2 separate regions of the Homo sapiens genome follow, and region 2 is linked to region 1. The links are chromatin contacts, found by Hi-C or POLR2A ChIA-PET in ENCODE. All regions are on one chromosome and are shown on one strand. Each heading gives the region's core, a stretch centred on a gene start or an enhancer-like site at or near the end of the contact. The rest is flanking DNA. Distances are from core to core; before and after follow the strand shown. Region 1 holds the start of FZD2 (frizzled class receptor 2). Region 2 holds the start of PLCD3 (phospholipase C delta 3).

Evidence for each region. Hi-C counts contacts between places; a loop is a spot of excess contacts on that map. ChIA-PET counts read pairs that join two places held with the same protein, here RNA polymerase II (POLR2A). Pooled maps may share reads with other maps.
Region 2: a pooled map shows a loop between it and region 1 (5-fold over the local background). The contact joins the promoter of PLCD3 here to the promoter of FZD2 in region 1. A Hi-C loop is called at or near these places in 7 of 50 pooled maps. POLR2A ChIA-PET finds 5 or more read pairs at or near these places in 2 of 52 experiments (K562 and OCI-LY7).

Annotation. Positions count from the first base shown.
Region 1 is chr17:44,554,408-44,562,305 of GRCh38, reverse strand. FZD2 (frizzled class receptor 2) reads right to left here and starts at 4,822. Exons shown (of 1, transcript NM_001466.4): 1 at 1,044-4,822. The coding sequence starts at 4,617. The coding sequence ends at 2,920. RefSeq lists silencers at 4,076-4,125, 4,371-4,617, 5,016-5,115 and enhancers at 3,612-4,572, 4,790-5,557, 5,558-6,327.
Region 2 is chr17:45,128,502-45,136,399 of GRCh38, reverse strand. PLCD3 (phospholipase C delta 3) reads left to right here and starts at 3,885. Exons shown (of 15, transcript NM_133373.5): 1 at 3,885-4,152. The coding sequence starts at 3,990. ACBD4 (acyl-CoA binding domain containing 4) reads right to left here and starts at 713. Exons shown (of 10, transcript NM_001135705.3): 1 at 447-713; 2 at 168-292. The coding sequence starts at 255. RefSeq lists an enhancer at 3,092-3,161 and silencers at 3,632-3,851, 3,952-4,081.

The DNA.
Region 1 (7,898 bases), core at 3,573-6,072:
CTAAAGCTTCCCTTCCTCTAAGAGTGTTTCATTTAAGAAACAGGACAAGGGTGTGGAGAGGAGGGTTCCCCCACAACAATTTTCAGTAGGGTAATTCAGCCCTTGGCTACTCCCCCTGAAGAAGGGGAAGGGTATCTCTAAGATCTGTTCTTTCCAAAAGATGGAACTGTCTTATTATCTGTCTTCCTCCTCAGTCATATAATCTATTTTGTCAGTGTCTCAGGCTCTCTTCCTTTATGTTGGCAGGAGACTTTGAGGAGGGGGTTGCTCAGTGCGAGGGTCCAGGGACAAATGTACCCAAAGCACACAGAGCCAAGATCTTGGGTGGCTTATAGGTGGGAGAGGCTCTCCCCAATCTTCAACAGAGACCAGCTCCTCTTCCCACTGAGCTCAATACCAGGTACTGGAAAATCCCACCTGATTCTCTGGCTTTTCCCATTATTACAAGGAGAGGCACTCACAATTTGTTTGTAATTTTACTCTTTCCTGCAGCCTTTGCGGGGTCCCTTTAGAATCCTGCAACAAATGGAGCCGGGGGCGGTGACACCTCCTCCCGCCTGCTTCTTTGATAATTGAGGGAACCTCATGTTGAGATCTCACACTTGTCATCATTTGATAAAAAGCTAGGTTTAACTGGCCACTGACACAGATGATTTGGGGGGAAATTATATATTTTTGGGAGGGGGCGCTGCTGAAATCCACAGGCTTCATACAATTCCAAACAAAGCCCCACATATCACTTCAATTACCACCAAACATTTCCAGTTCCCCTCCCCCAACATAAACTAACACAAGCAAACACTTCGAAGTAGGGGTTCTAACTTAACTTTCTCCCTTGTCCGGAAGACAGCCAACAAAGGGTGGTAAGGCACCATTTCTCCCATCACCATTTAGCTAAGAAAGCAAGGTCCAGGGCTGGGAGCACTCTTCTCTGCCCCACCCCCAGCCAAGTAGGTAAGGGAGAGAGGGGAGGAGGAGGTGTGGTTTGGTTAAACTAATAAAATGTTACAACCCTGTTAAATACAATTAAAAGGATAGATCTCTCAAAGATAATTAAATGCACTTTATTATTATGATTATTAGCTTTTAATTTACACTGTTAAGAAATGGAAGATGGCGAAAACTGAGTTATGTGGCATACTTGTATTCAAACTAATCCTTTGGAATTAAAATTCTAAAATATTCCAAATAGTTGAGGGAAATAATATGTGTTGGAAACTGGAGTTCTCACACCAGCAAAGATACTTTTAGACATCACTTCTCAGGAAGTTAACTTAAGAGAAGTCTTGACAGGCCAGGCACTGTGGCTCACTCCTGTAATCCCAGCACTTTAGGAGGCCGAGGCAGGCAGATAACGAGGTCAGGAGTTCGAGACCAGCCTGGCCAATATGGTGAAACCCTGTGTCTACTAAAAATACAAAAATTAGCAAGGAGTGGTGGCGTGCGCCTGTAGTCCCAGCTACTTGGGAGGCTGAGGCAGGAGAAACGCTGCAGTGGAGGTTGCAGTGAGCCAAGATCGCACCACTGCACTCCAGCCTGGGCGACAGAGCAAGACTCCGTCTCAAAAAAAGAAAAGTCTTGACTTTATTTGTAGGGGCTCAGGGGAAGATAAGAAACATCTGCTTTAAACATCCTATCAATCTTGTGATATAGAATGTAATGTAAACACTCAACCCACCCCCACAGCCACAAAGGGCCTATCCAGAGACTTCTTCTAAAGCAAAGATACCACCTTTTTTTTTTTTTTCATTTTTTTCTGGACAAATTTTAAATAAACCAGTCTTTTTCTCAAAGGAAAACTAAAAAGCCCACCAGCCCATCAGTCCCCTCCCTCCAACCCACCCGTCTTTATCACTTTTTGAAAAAAATAAGCCCCAAACAACAACAAAAACCCACACAAACCAACCCAGAAACTGCTAACCTGAACGCCAGAGATTTTTGGCTGCGGGAGTGAATAGACTGCAGGGAAAGAAGGGAAGAGATGCTAGGAGGTCTCAAACTCCCCAGATTTGCAAACAAGTGCTCAAAGGCGAATGCTTCCCCTAGACATGAAGGGAGGCAGGATCAGTACTCCTGGTGGGGTGTATGTTGGTGGGGGCTGTTTCAAAACACACTTCAAAAAGCATTTTTGGGCCACTGGAAGCACTTGGTGCAGCGAATTGAAAAGAAGAGAAGCCAGACAGGAGAAAGATCTTCCAGCCTGCAGGGGAATGGGCCAGGGGGTGGAAGCCATTCCTCACCGGATCTCTGCCCTCTCCCCACCAGCACACCCCGACCCCGATTTTTTTTTCCACGTCTTCATCTCTGTTGGGACTTTTCCAAGAGTGAGTGAAGAAGACAGGACAAATGAGTAGGGAAAGAAAAGGGGGAAGGAAACAAAACGAATCCAAGTCCTGTTCAAAAATATCCAACGGCTTCCACAGGCCCAGCGTCAGAGAGGAGGCTCACAAATTTGGCTTTTATATTAGTTGAATGGAACAAACTCCTAACGACTCAAAGCCAACAAAAACAGCGCTCAGGCTGGGTGCCTCTCCCATCAGGCCCAGCCCTGCCATATCACCAAAAAACTCCAAAAGTGGGGCGGGTTTTGAAGGGCACTTAAGAAAGAGAACCCTCCCCCCAACTACACTCCCCAACACACACACACCTCATTCTTCAGTCCTGGCGCCCACACCCCTGTTTTTTTTTCTCCTTTTTTCTTTTAAATAGAAAATATATATAATTAAATTTACAAAGACTATTTACAGTTTTAATTACAAACCTTGTGGGGGTGTTGGGCAGAGAGTTCTCTTTTAAAAAGCAACCTAAAAGTGAAATGGTTTCGATCGTTTTTTATTTAAAAAAATAAAATACGGAGTCTGTAGGGGCCCCACCCCGGGCGGAGGAAAGCGCCGCGCGGTTCCGGCCTGGGGGCGTCCCTCACACGGTGGTCTCACCGTGTCGGCTGTTGGTGAGGCGAGTGTAGAACTTCCTCCACGAGTGCAGCGTCTTGCCCGACCAGATCCAGAAGCCCGACGTGATGCCCACGATGAGCGTCATGAGGTATTTGATCATGTAGACCGTGAAGTCGGGCGACATGCGCGGCGTGTAGTGCGCCGGGCACGGGATGGCCAGGCTCTTGCAGTGCTGGCTCACCCACGAGCGCTCCCAGTGCTCGCGGAAGGCCTGCTCGTAGAAGTAGCAAGCGATGACGATGGTGGCGGGCACTGTGTAGAGCACGGAGAAGACGCCGATGCGCACCATGAGCCGCTCCAGCTTTTCGGTCTTGGTGCCGTCGTGCTTCATGATGGTGCGGATGCGGAAGAGCGACACGAAGCCGGCCAGGAGGAAGGACGTGCCGATGAACAGGTACACGAAGAGCGGCGCTAGCACGAAGCCCCGCAGCGGGTCCAGGCTGTTGAGGCCTACGAAGCACACGCCGCTCAGCAGGTCGCCGTCGATCTGGCCCATGGCCAGGATGGTGATGGTCTTGACGGCCGGCACGGCCCAGGCGGCCAGGTGGAAGTACTGAGAGTTGGCCTCGATGGCCTCGTGGCCCCACTTCATGCCGGCTGCCAGGAACCAGGTGAGCGACAGGATGACCCACCAGATGGAGCTGGCCATGCTGAAGAAGTAGAGCATCATGAAGAGGATGGTGCAGCCCTCCTTCTTGGTGCCCTGCACCACCGTGCGGTAACCGTCCTCGGAGAAGCGCTCGTTGCACACCACGCGCTCCTGGAGCACGAAGCCCGCGATGTAGGCCACCGACACCATGGTGTAGCAGCCCGACAGAAAAATGATAGGCCGCTCTGGGTAGCGGAAGCGCTGCATGTCTACCAAGTACGTGGTGACAGTGAAGAAGGTGGAAGCGCAGCACAGCACCGACCAGGTGAGGATCCAGAGGCGCGCGAAACGCGTCTCCTCCTGTGAGAAGAACATGGAACCATCGGGCCGCGCAGGTTCGCAGGGCGCAGCACAATCACGCTCGCCCAGAAACTTGTAGCTGAGATAGGATGGCACCTTGAGGACGCGCGGGCAGTGGAAGGGGTGCTCCAGCGTGGCGTAGCGCGGGGGAGCGCCGCCGCCGCCCGGGCCACCCGGGGTGCCCCCGGCACCCGGCTGCAGTCCCGGCGGCGGCGCGGTGGTGAGTAGCGCGGGAGCTCCGTCCTCGGAGTGGTTCTGGCCGACGCAGATCTGCTCGGCGCCGTGGCGCGGGAAGTGCTCGCAGCGCAGGCGCTCGGGCCACTGAAAACCGAACTTGTTCATGAGGGCTTCGCAGCCCTGGCGCGCGCGCTCACAGATAGAGCGGCACGGCGGGATGGCCTGTTCCAGCACGGTGCACACGGGTGCGTACATGGAGCACAGGAAGAAGCGCAGTTCGGGCGAGCACTGCACCTTCACCAGCGGATAGAACTGGTGCACCTCTAGGCCTGCGTCCTCCTGGTTCGTGTGGCCCAGAAGGTTGGGCATGATGGTCTGGTTGTAGGCGATGTCCGTGCACAGCGGGATGGAGATGGGCTGGCAGAAGCCGTGGTCCGGGATGGAGATGCCCTTCTCCCCGTGGAACTGGGCCGGCCCGGCGGCGGGCAGCAGCAGCAGCGGCAGCAGCAGGCGGGGCAGGGCGCTGCGGGGCCGCATGCTGGCCGCCGCCCCCCACCCGGCTCCTTGGCGCCCCCCCCGCCCCCGCCCCCAACCCGGAGACTGCGCTTCTTCCCCGCCGCCTCCTCGCTGCGGCTGCCGCCTCCCGCGCCTCTTTGCAAACTTTACTCGCGGCCGCAGAGTTGGGGAGGCCGGGCGGGGGAGGGGGCGGTGCGCCTGCCCGCTTGCTTGCCGCGGTCGGACTGAGCAGCCGGAGACACCGCGCGCTGCTGCCCTCTCTCCTCTTCCTCCTCCTCTCGCCTCTCAGCTCCCCCTCTCCCCTCCCTTCTGCACCCAGCGACTTCTTTGTGCCTCCTCCAGCCCTCACCTCGGCCTCTCCGATCCCAATTAGTCGGTTTCAAGGGGGCCCCCGCTGGCGGCCCCGCCCTCTCCTCAGCCCCCCAAAAAAGGGATCCTTGAAACCGCCCCGTCGAGCTCTAAGCACCAACCCAAAATGTGCTCTCGGCCAATCAGATTTAAACCCGAGGACCAGGCCCGAGGGCTGGATTGGTCGACCACAACATAATGAGATCAGAAACCAGATGCCAACAAAACTTTCCCCCCCTTTTGCTTTTTAAAGAGACAAGCTATTATTATATTAAGGGCTGTTTGCCCAGCCCGGGATTTCTCCGGAGTTGCCGCGGCGAGATCGGGGGACACTACTCGACCCTGGCTCACTCCTCTTCCCGGGCCGAGGTGCTCTGCCGGGTGGGGACTCTTTAAACCCTTGCCCCCGCCCCCGATCCTCGAACCCCACCTATTCCTAGTCCAATTTTTCAAATCGAGTGAAAAATCTCAAATTTAAAAATTAAAACAGACTTTAAAAAAACTAACAATTTACAAAGACCTTTTCTGTCCGCTCTTTCTGGAGCCCAGGCGAAAGTTTCACTTCACTTTACACGTAGATCCCTCGCCCTCCCCCTCCACACACCCTTAAAAAACCCTCTGAAAAATGGGATCCTGTCTCTTTAAGAGACTCTTAAAGGGACCAGGACTCCGAGGCGTAATTGCCCCGTAGCCAACACAAAGGAGCCCATTATGGTTCTTTGTGTTCGGTGGCACCTCAAAGTGAGAAAACTCAGGAACTCGGAGGCCCGGAGCTGGAGGGTTGGGGCGGGGGGCTTGGAGGGAGCGAGGGAAAGGAGAATGGCCCGGAGCTGCGGCTTCTCCCTCCCGCTTCTTCTGCGGCAAATCTTAATTGTGCAAAGTAAAGTTTAGTTGCCCTAAGGAGGAGGTCTTAATCGAAAGTTAATGGTGGGGGGCGGGGGGTGACGGGCAATTTTGAGTGAAGGGACGACTCTCTTAGGCCTGACGAACGTTTGAGGGAATTTTCCTTCTGCCTCCCCACCTCTACCTCCGCCCCCTAAAAGCTTCCAGATCCCGTCTCCAGGGCGAGAGGGGAGTTTTACCCAAATCTTAAGTGGTTCCACACCAGAGAGGGGTGGCGTGTGTGACGCGGGAGGAAACTGGGGGGTTGTGGTGAATTATCCCCTCCACATCTCTCACCTGGTAAGGGGTGGGGTGTGGCCAGCAGGGTTCCTGCTACTTTTAGAATTTTTCTTTTCCCTTCTAGGATTTTAAATTTGGAAAGGGGTCGAGGAGGAATTTGCATGTAAATCTCCTGGGCCTGATACTGGATGATGGATCAATTATTTTCTGTTGTCTCTCCCGAGGGACAGGGGAAAGGGGGGACTTAAAAAGAAGAAAGAAAATTGAGTTTAGAAAGCCCCTTTGCTTCACAGTATGGGCCAAATCCTCACAGTCTGGTGAAATGTTTCTTGCTCCAATATAGAAAAGAATTGTTTTAAACAACAACAGCAGAAGAAGAAAAATAACAAAAAGAGGAAAGGAGTAGGGAGAAGGAAAAAATATTCTAAGTAGATGGATACAAAGGGATCCAGGTTTGACAGGATTCAAAAAAAAATTTTTTTTTCCTGATCGAATGAATGATATAAAGATGTTCCGGTTTCTTACAACTTGAAAATGTTCCTTATTACATCCTGGGGAATTTGCCTTTTCCCTACACCAGGATGAAAATTTTCCTTCAAAATTGGGGCATGAGTGGGTGTCGAGGGGGATATGCCTTTTTTTGTGCATCCCATTTCCAGCCCACCCATCTCTATTCCACCAGCAAGCCCATTTTCTCTCAGAGCAGTCTAAGGATGGGAATGTTGTGCTCTCTCTGCTCCATTTGAGCCTGAGCTTTTGATCCTCAGATCTCCTGCCTAGTCCATCTCAAAGCATCTTGAGAGCCGGTACCAAACATGGAAGCTGAGCAGTGGAAACAAAAATGAATGACAGGCTCCTATACCCCATTCAGGAAGCTCGCAGTCCGATAGGAAATTGAGAGCAAATCTCCAATGTAAACGCAGCATCTTCAATTTCCTTCCATGACAAACCCGTTTTCCTGGCCTAGGGCCAGGTCTGAATGACAGTTATCCCCTCCCAGCCACCCCAAGGCAGATGGGGAGCTGGGGAGCTGGAAACAGGAAATAGAGGACATTCTTCCATTCACTCAGGCAACCTTTCATTCCTTCAACACACTTTTTTTCTTATTTCAAACCACCATAATAGGGGCTATGGAGAATGTGGAAAAAGATGACAGCATCTGCCCTTCAAAAATTTATAGTAGGCCGGGGGCAGTGGCTCATGCCTATAATCCAGCACTTTTGGAGGCCAAGGCGGGCAATCACCTGAGATCAGGAGTTTGAGACCAGCCTGGCCAACATAGTGAAACCCCGTCTCTACAAAAAATACAAAAATTAGCTGGGCATGGTGGTGCATGCCTGTAGTCCCAGCTACTCAGGAGGCTGAGGCAGGAGCTGAGGCTTGAACCCGGGAGTCGGAGGCTGAAGTGAGCTGAGGTCGCGCCACTGCACTCCAGCCTGGGCAACACAGCGAGACTCTGTCTCAAAAAAAAAAAAAAAAAAGAGTTTATAGTAGCCCAGAAGAAAAGTGATTCCACAAAGATGTTACACTTGTCTAGCATTTGTACATGAAATAAGGAGAAATCACGGTATTTCATGTTTACTCTTGCCTTTCACGTGAGGGACCTGAGTGTGAACAGGACCAGAACCTGCATCTTCAGATTACAGGCCTACCTACAGCACTTCTCATTCTGCCAACCTGCCTCTTGAGTACAGGAGCCCTGTAACTAAAGGATGTAATTTGTTATTTGATAGATACAGCATTTATTTCTGAGTTTTTAAAAATTAGCTTGGGCAGGATGCAATGGCTCATGCCTTTAATCCCAGCACTTTGAGAGGCCAAGGCAGGAGGAT
Region 2 (7,898 bases), core at 2,636-5,135, 580 kb before region 1:
GTCCCACCCAGGGCATCTGGACTAGGATAGGAAGCGGAGGGAACCCCCAGGACAGCCCAGGCAGGGGCTTGTCTGCAAAAACTGCAGTGATCAGGACCATTCTTTCTTCAGAGTCAGACCCCAGGCGTCCTGAATGCGAGTCCAAATGCGAGTCCCCGCAGCCTCACCGTTCTTGGGCAGGTTCTGGATGACGCTCACTGCAGCCTGGAACTGTTTCTGGCAGTCGGGCTCTGGGCTTTCTTTCTCGGTGCCCATGCTGCTGCGAGCCCTGGGGCCCTACTTTTGAGCGACTCTGCAAGAAGCAGCCTTCGTGTGAGGGGGCCTCCAGGGTCCCCCCGGCACCATAAGCCAAGGATTCACTTCCCAGAGGGGCAAACTAAGCTCTTTAGAGGCCTCAGACACCCTGGGAGGTCAGAAGTTGTGGTTGAGGAGCCTCCTTTTCCTACCTCAAGGCAGTGTGGTGGGGTCAGGGTCGCCAGGTGGCGAGGCAGGTGGCGAGGGCCTCAGTGCCAGATGTGTCCGTCCCCAGATGCGCCTCCTTTAGGTGCACATCTCCAACTCCCGAACAGGTGGAGAAACAAGATAGGAGTACTCAGGGCGGGGCGAACAGTCTCCCACCCTGGCCGCCTGCACCTTGGCCCAGCGTGTGCCCCGCGGCGCCCACTGCCAGGACACCTGGGTCCTCTCTCGCCACCACCCCGCGGCTTCCTACTGACCCCGGGGTCCAGCAGGGCCGGGATGGCGACGCAGATCGAGGGGGGGAATTTAGGCCAATGAGAGAGCCTGTTTCACATTCGGCTTACCTACCTCAACCATTCAGCACAGCTCTTTCAAGATCATGCAAATAGTTTCTCAGAGCCTTTCCCAATCAGGCGGGGCTTAATCGAAGGGTCGGACTTCCCAGCCCGGGATGGCCAAGGCGGGCGGCAGCGCCCCCTGGTGCACATAGTGAAAGGTCGTGGCGTCCTAGCGCCCCCTGGTGGAAATCCGCATCTGTTCGCTGATATCCAGGCCTGGCCGATCCGAGGCAACCCACTCAGCTCTCTAGACACTTAGGCACTGGGGATTAAAAAAAGTCATGTCCTGTGGTCAGGTGTTCTAGAGGAAGGACATCACAGCTCAGTTTTGGAAGATGGTCGGGCACGGTGGCTCATGCCTGTAATCCCAGAACTTTGGGAGGCCAAGGCGGGCGGATCACCTGAGGTCAGGAGTTCGAGACCAGCCGGGCCAACATAGTGAAACCCCATCTCTACTAAAAATACACAAATTAGCCGGGCGTGGTGGCGCGCGCCTGTAATCCCAGCTACACGGGAGGCTGAGGCAGGAGAATCGCTTGAACCCGGGAGGTGGAGATTGCAGTGAGCCAAGATTGCCCCACTGCACTCCAGCCTGGGCGAGAGTGAGACTCCATCTCAAAAAAAAAAAAAGAGTAAGCAAAATGGACATCGCAGAATGATGGTTACCAGAGGCTGGGAAGGGTACTGGGGAGGGGGGGAAATGGGTACAAAAATACAGTTAGAATGAATGAGATCCAGTGTTCGGTAGCACAATACAACGATTATAGTTACCAATAATTTATTGTATCTTTTTATTTTGTTTATTTTATTTTATTTATTTATTTTTTTGAGACGGAGTCTCACTCTCTCCCGGGCTGGAGTGCAGTGGCGTGATCTCGGCTCACTGCAATCTCCGCCTCCCGGGTTCACGCCATTCTCCTGCCTCAGCCTCCCGAGCAACTGGGATTACAGGCGCTCGCCACCACGCCCAGCTAATTTTTTGTATTTTTTAGTAGAGACGGGGTTTCACCATATTAGCCAGGATGGTCTCGATCTCCTGACCTCGTGATCCGCCGACCTCGGCCTCCCAAAGTGTTGGGATTACAGGCGTGAGCCACCGCGCCCGGCCTATTGTATCTTTTTAAATTAATTATTTTAAAAACAATTTTTGTAGAGGCAGAAGTCTCATTATGTTGCCCAGGCTGGTCTTCATTCAATACCTGGCCTCAAGTGATCATCCCACCTCTGCCTCCCAAAGTGCTGGGATTACAGGCGTGAGCCACCGCATCCGGCCAATTTATTGTATATTTCAAAATAACTGGGCGGGAAGTGGTGGCTCAGGCCTGTAGTCCCAACACTTTGGGAGGCCAAGGCAAGAGAATTGCTTTGAGGCTGCAGTGAGCTATGATCATGCCACTGCACTCCACCCTGGGCAACCAAGTAGTGAGACCTTGTCTCTAATAAACAAATAAAATACAAATACAAATAACTAAAAGCGGAATTGGAATGTTCCTAATACAAAGGAATGATAAATGCTTGAGGTGATGGTTACTTCAATTACCTTGATTTGATCATTACACATTTTATACCTGTATCAAAACATTACATGCCTCTCCATAATTCTCTGCAACTATTAAGTGTCCATAACAATTAAAAGAAATGTAGACTTAGCCTATCCAACAACAAGAATAACAAAAGGGTAAACCAGGAGAATAAGGAAGGTTGTTTCTGGAGGAAGGAACGGCAGGATCAAAAGCACAAAGGCGAATACGATAATCAAGAAGAAAATTCAGGGCCGGGCGCGGTGGCTCACGCCTGTAATCCCAGCACTTTGGGAGGCCGAGGCGGGCGGATCACGAGGTCAGGAGATCGAGACCATCCCGGCTAAAACGGTGAAACCCCGTCTCTACTAAAAATACAAAAAATTAGCCGGGCGTAGTGGCGGGCGCCTGTAGTCCCAGCTACTTGGGAGGCTGAGGCAGGAGAATGGCGTGAACCCGGGAGGCGGAGCTTGCAGTGAGCCGAGATCCCGCCACTGCACTCCAGCCTGGGCGACGGAGCGAGACTCCGTCTCAAAAAAAAAAAAAAAAAAAAAAAAAAAAAGAAAATTCAGGACCCCAGAGTGGCGTAGGGACCCAAGCCAGTGTGCAGAATCTCTGGGCCTGGGAGATCTGAGGATGGGGTAGAGCAGGGCAAGTAGGTGGCAAATCAGGCCCTGAGCACTAGCCTCTCTGTAGGATGCCACGCCGCTGGCCGCCGCAAAGTGGCGGTGTGCGCCCATGTCTCTGCCGGACCCAGGCCACCGGCCGCAGAAACGCTGCCACCTGGACGTCCCCCACTTCGCGCACGCACTCTGGTGCTTGCATATAAATAGTAAGTGCACACCCGACTCGGCCACCAGAACCTGCACACGGATGCCCACCCACGGGTTGACGTCGCGGACAACTACACCGCGGGTGCCGGGCTGGGGTGCCGGCCTGTCCAAGCCTCGAACCCAGAACCAGTTGCTGGGGACTCCAGGCTCGGCTCCGCCTCACGCTCCCCAGGTCCGTCAGCTCCGAGACTGTGGCTCTCCGAGGGGGCAGCACCTGGCCTGGCACAGGGAGGTTAATCCTATGACGTCACTGCCAACCTCCCCACCCCCATGCCCATCCCTTCGGGTTCGCGCTGCCCCGAGCGGCTCAGCTCCCGGGGTTCTGCCTTCGCTCCCGGCCCTGCGTCCTGTCCCGGCTCTGGTTCCCTGCTGAGGCCTGCGGCGCGACGGGGACGCGGAAGGGAAGGAGGAGGGGGTCCTGCGTCAGCCTCGAGTCAGGGCCCCCGGGAAGGAGAGGGTGTCTGTGCCAGAGGATGGCCCTCGTCCCCGGTGCCGGCTCCCACCCCCAGCCCCGCAGCATGGGGGCTCTAGTCACCCTTGCGGCCAAGATCAGAGGCTCGCCCGGACTAAGGGGAGACGGACTCACGAGCAGGGGCGAGCGCTGAGGCTCCGGGCTTCCAGGCCACCGCCTGGCCCCGCCCTCGCACCGCCCCGGCCCCGCCCCCTTCCCTTCCCGCCCCGCCCCGCCCCACCTCCTGCTGCCTCCTCCGACTCCCTCCCGCGCCGCTAAGTTTCTTCGCTCGCCGCCTCGCTCAGAGCCGGGGCCGGGCCAGAGCGGCGCCCCGCTGCCCTGTCCCCGCGTGCAGACCCCGGGCCCGGCCCCGGCCCCCCGCCAAGCCATGCTGTGCGGCCGCTGGAGGCGTTGCCGCCGCCCGCCCGAGGAGCCCCCGGTGGCCGCCCAGGTCGCAGCCCAAGTCGCGGCGCCGGTCGCTCTCCCGTCCCCGCCGACTCCCTCCGATGGCGGCACCAAGAGGCCCGGGCTGCGGGCGCTGAAGAAGATGGGTCAGTGACGGGCAAGGGGCGGTGGGGTGGGCGCGGACCGTTCCCAGAGGCCCAGTCTGGGGCGCTCCAGGGAGCAGTTCGTGGATTCCCCAGGCTGCACGGGGCTGGGAGGCTATGGCTAGGGGCGGAGGGCCAGCTCCCTCCAGCTGGGGGTCGCACCTGGGGTCATCCGAGGGTCCCGGGGCGAGCCGGGCGCCCAGGGTGTTCTTTGCTTCCCACCAGGGGGCGCTCGCGGGGCGTCTGAAGCGCGAATTCGGGCACGGGGCGCTGGTGGGGTCTCCAAGGAGAATGGAGCGGGAGAGGGAGGCTTGGGGTGTCCCTCGTCCGGCTCCCCAGCAGTATCTAGGTTCTGCCAGGGTGTCTCGGGGTCTTGGCAGCCCTTAGGAAGGATGCGAGTTTGCGGTCGGCCTCCGCAGAAGAGGCTGGCCTCCACAGCAGCCCTCCAAGCCGCGGCCCCACAGAGGCGGCCACAGCCACACTGCTCTGGCAGGACTGGTCTAACAGCCTACGTCCGACAGCCAAGGCTCTCACCTCAGATTTGGGGAAGTCAGTCGTGGAGAAGGAATGTAACTGTGGCTCATTGGAACATCACAGAGGCAGCTGGCACTGGGTGGGTTACACAGGTGGTGTCTTGCAATCTTCCTCGACTTCCTAGGTGGGAGGTGAATCCTCATTTCACAAGTGAGGAAACTGACTCAGAGACGGCAAGGAATTTGCCTATGACCACACAGCCAACAAAGGGCAAAGTGTGACTGGCACCCCGGTGGTGCCCCACCACATGGGCCCTGGTACCCTCTCAGAGTCTGGGAAAAGTGGGACCCGCAGGGCAGTGGAGGGCTTGAATGAGAGGGTGTGTGCGAGAATGTTGTCTGACGTGGAAAGGACCGCGCCACTGAAGTGCTGCGTTGGACCTGCCATTGGTAGAATAGTCAGTGATGGAGAGGCTAGGTGTGGAACTCCGGAACAGAAGGACAAGGCTGCCAGGGACCCCGTGTAGAACTTGGGGCAGAATTCAGGGGTCCTGATTGCCAGTTTTGCCTTCTTGTTACCTCGACTCATTCCACCTGAGCGCTGACTATGTCTGGGCGCTGTGCCTGGCACTCTGGTTACTGAGACATAGGACACCATCTCTACCCTGCCATCCATTCAACTGTGCATGCATTGGACAAGCACTTATGCGGTGCCCATGGTATGGTACTATGGTACAAGCACTTGTGGAGTGCCTATGGTATGCTCCACCCTGGGGCTCTTGCATTAGAGAGCTGAGGTTCCAGCAGGGAGATCAGACAGTGAAACAAAGGAACAGGACCTTGGGGGTGGGGGAACAGGGGGCAGCACATGAGGGGCTGGGGAGCCAGCAGGCCCTGGCTGGCCCCAGCTGAGGAAGACGGGAGTGGCAAAGGGGAGAGGCTGGGGGTGGGAGGAGCTCCTCCAGGCCCTCCCTGGAGAGTCATGGACTTTATCTGGAGGGCATCAGGAGCCCCAGAAAGGGCTTGGGCAGGAGTGAGTGTGGAGAGTGGGGGGCAGGTTGGATGAAGGCAGGGGCGAAACAGGGAGACCCAAGGAGGGAGGCTGAGGAGTTAGTTGGGCAAGGGGTGGGGACCAGACTTGGGGGACACCCAGGATGGACCCCAGAACTCCCAGGAGATAGACTGGGCTGGACTCTGTGATCGACAGGTGTCATTCTCTGGGCTAAGAAATGGTGTGGTTTGGGGATGGCTGAGGGCAGCCCTGGGAGTCAGCCCTGGCAGGGTCACGGGTGCCGCGGAAGGGCTGAGGGGAGGCCCCATGCCCATTGGCCTCTTCATCCCACACGTTTGCTGAGCGCCATTAGTGGGCCAGGGTGCTGTGCCAGGGGCTGGGGCTACAGAGATGAGTAGCACAGAGCTTTGCCCTCAGGGAGTGCACAGTTTAGTGGGCAGAGTCACATGCAGACAAATAATTACAGCTGAGCCCGGGCCTCGGTACTCATCAGCTGAGTAAGGCTGCACGGGAGCTCTGGGCACCTCATCAAGGTGACACTCTCGGGAACTACATAGATATCAGAATGTCATCTAGGTCACCCTCATTCCTCACCACTGCCCTGTCCTGCTGAGTGACTGCAGAGAGAGGAATGTTGAGTCCGAGTCTGTTGGGAATGTCCCTTCCCCAGGCCATAGGGAGTCCAGGGACAGGGTGGAGAAGGAAACCCAGTCTTGGGGCCCAGCCCCTTGGGCCATCAGAGGCCAAGGCCTAGGCCTGTCACCCAGGTAGCCTCCCCCGCCTCGCTCTGCCCCTGCCATCACCACACCCCTTAGCCTAACAGAGAATAGATTTTATATCAAATCAGGTCAAGGGACTAGGGCAGGGAGTGGCTTAGAGGGGCCTGAGGAAGGAAAATCCTTTAGGGCCACACTAGGGAGACCCAGATGAGCGGGGAAGGAGGAAGAAAACACCCCCACAGTGAGTGGGAGTCCTTTGTCCCCCCTCCAGTCCCCCGCTCCTGGGCTGGGCTGCGGACTTGCAGGGAATCATTGAAGAGAGAGGAGCGCTAGAGCCCAGTGAGCACCCGCCATGCGTGAGGCACTGTGCTGAGCTTGCATCAGACCTGATCCTGCTTAATCCTCAGGCATCCCTGTGCGGGAGGTGCTGTCCTCATGTCACATTACAGACGGGAAGCTCAAGGCGGAGGGGTGAAATCACCGCCCAAGGCCACATGCCTGCCTGCTGCCAGAGCCTAGTTTTCCATGATGGCTCCCAGTGAATACTTTTTGTTGTTGCTGTTGTTGTTAGTTGTTTATGAGACAGGGTCTCATTCTGTCACCCAGGCTGGAGTGCAGTGGCATGATCATGGCTCACTGCAACCTCAAATTCCTGACCTCAAGTGATCCTCCCACCTCAGTCTCCCAAGTAGCTGGGACTCAGGAGACTGGGAGACTGGGTACCACCACATCCAGCTAATTTTGTTTCTGTTTTTTGTAGAGTTGGGGTCTCACTGTGTTGTCCAGGCTGGTCTTGAACTCCTGGGCTAAAAGAATCCTCCTGCCTTGGATTCCCAAAGTGCTGGGATTACAGGTGTAAGCCACCATTCTTGGCTAGCCTGATGAATACTAATGAACAATTTTGTCACTGTCCCAGGCGCTTTTCGCATATTATCTCATGTAATGCTCACACTAATATGAGGTAGGTGGTACCAGTAGCCTTCTCTTACAGATGAGGAAACTAAGACTCAGAGAGATTTGGTAACTTGCCTAGGGTTCAAAGCTGGGAAGTAGCTGAGAGAAAATTTGAACCCAGGCAGTGTGGCCCAGAGTCCGTGCTTGTCACACAGTGACTGATAGAGAAGCTGATACCTGCAGGGGGCCTCCTGGCCGCTCCTCTCCCATGGGGGCCCTGCCAGCCCCCAGGAGCGTCCTCACAGGGCTGCCAAATAAAATACAGAACACCCGGTTAAGTTTGGAATTCCGCTAAATGCGGAATATGGAATGTATTTATACTAAAAAATTATTCTTTATCTGAATTTCACATTTAACGGGTGTCCTGGATTTTCTCTGGCCACCCTGTGTCCCCACAGCCCCGTGTGTGCCTGTGCCCTGATGCTCCGCCCCTGCCCCTCATCCTCCCCATGGGCAGAGGCCTGAGTGGGCAGAATCCTGCCCCCTTGCCTCCCCAGCCTACACACACTACCAAGTGCCCCTGAGCGAGAGGGCTCGGCCCATGGCCTGCCTGGGATGTCTTCCGCAGGGTGAGTGGGACTGCTGTGGGTG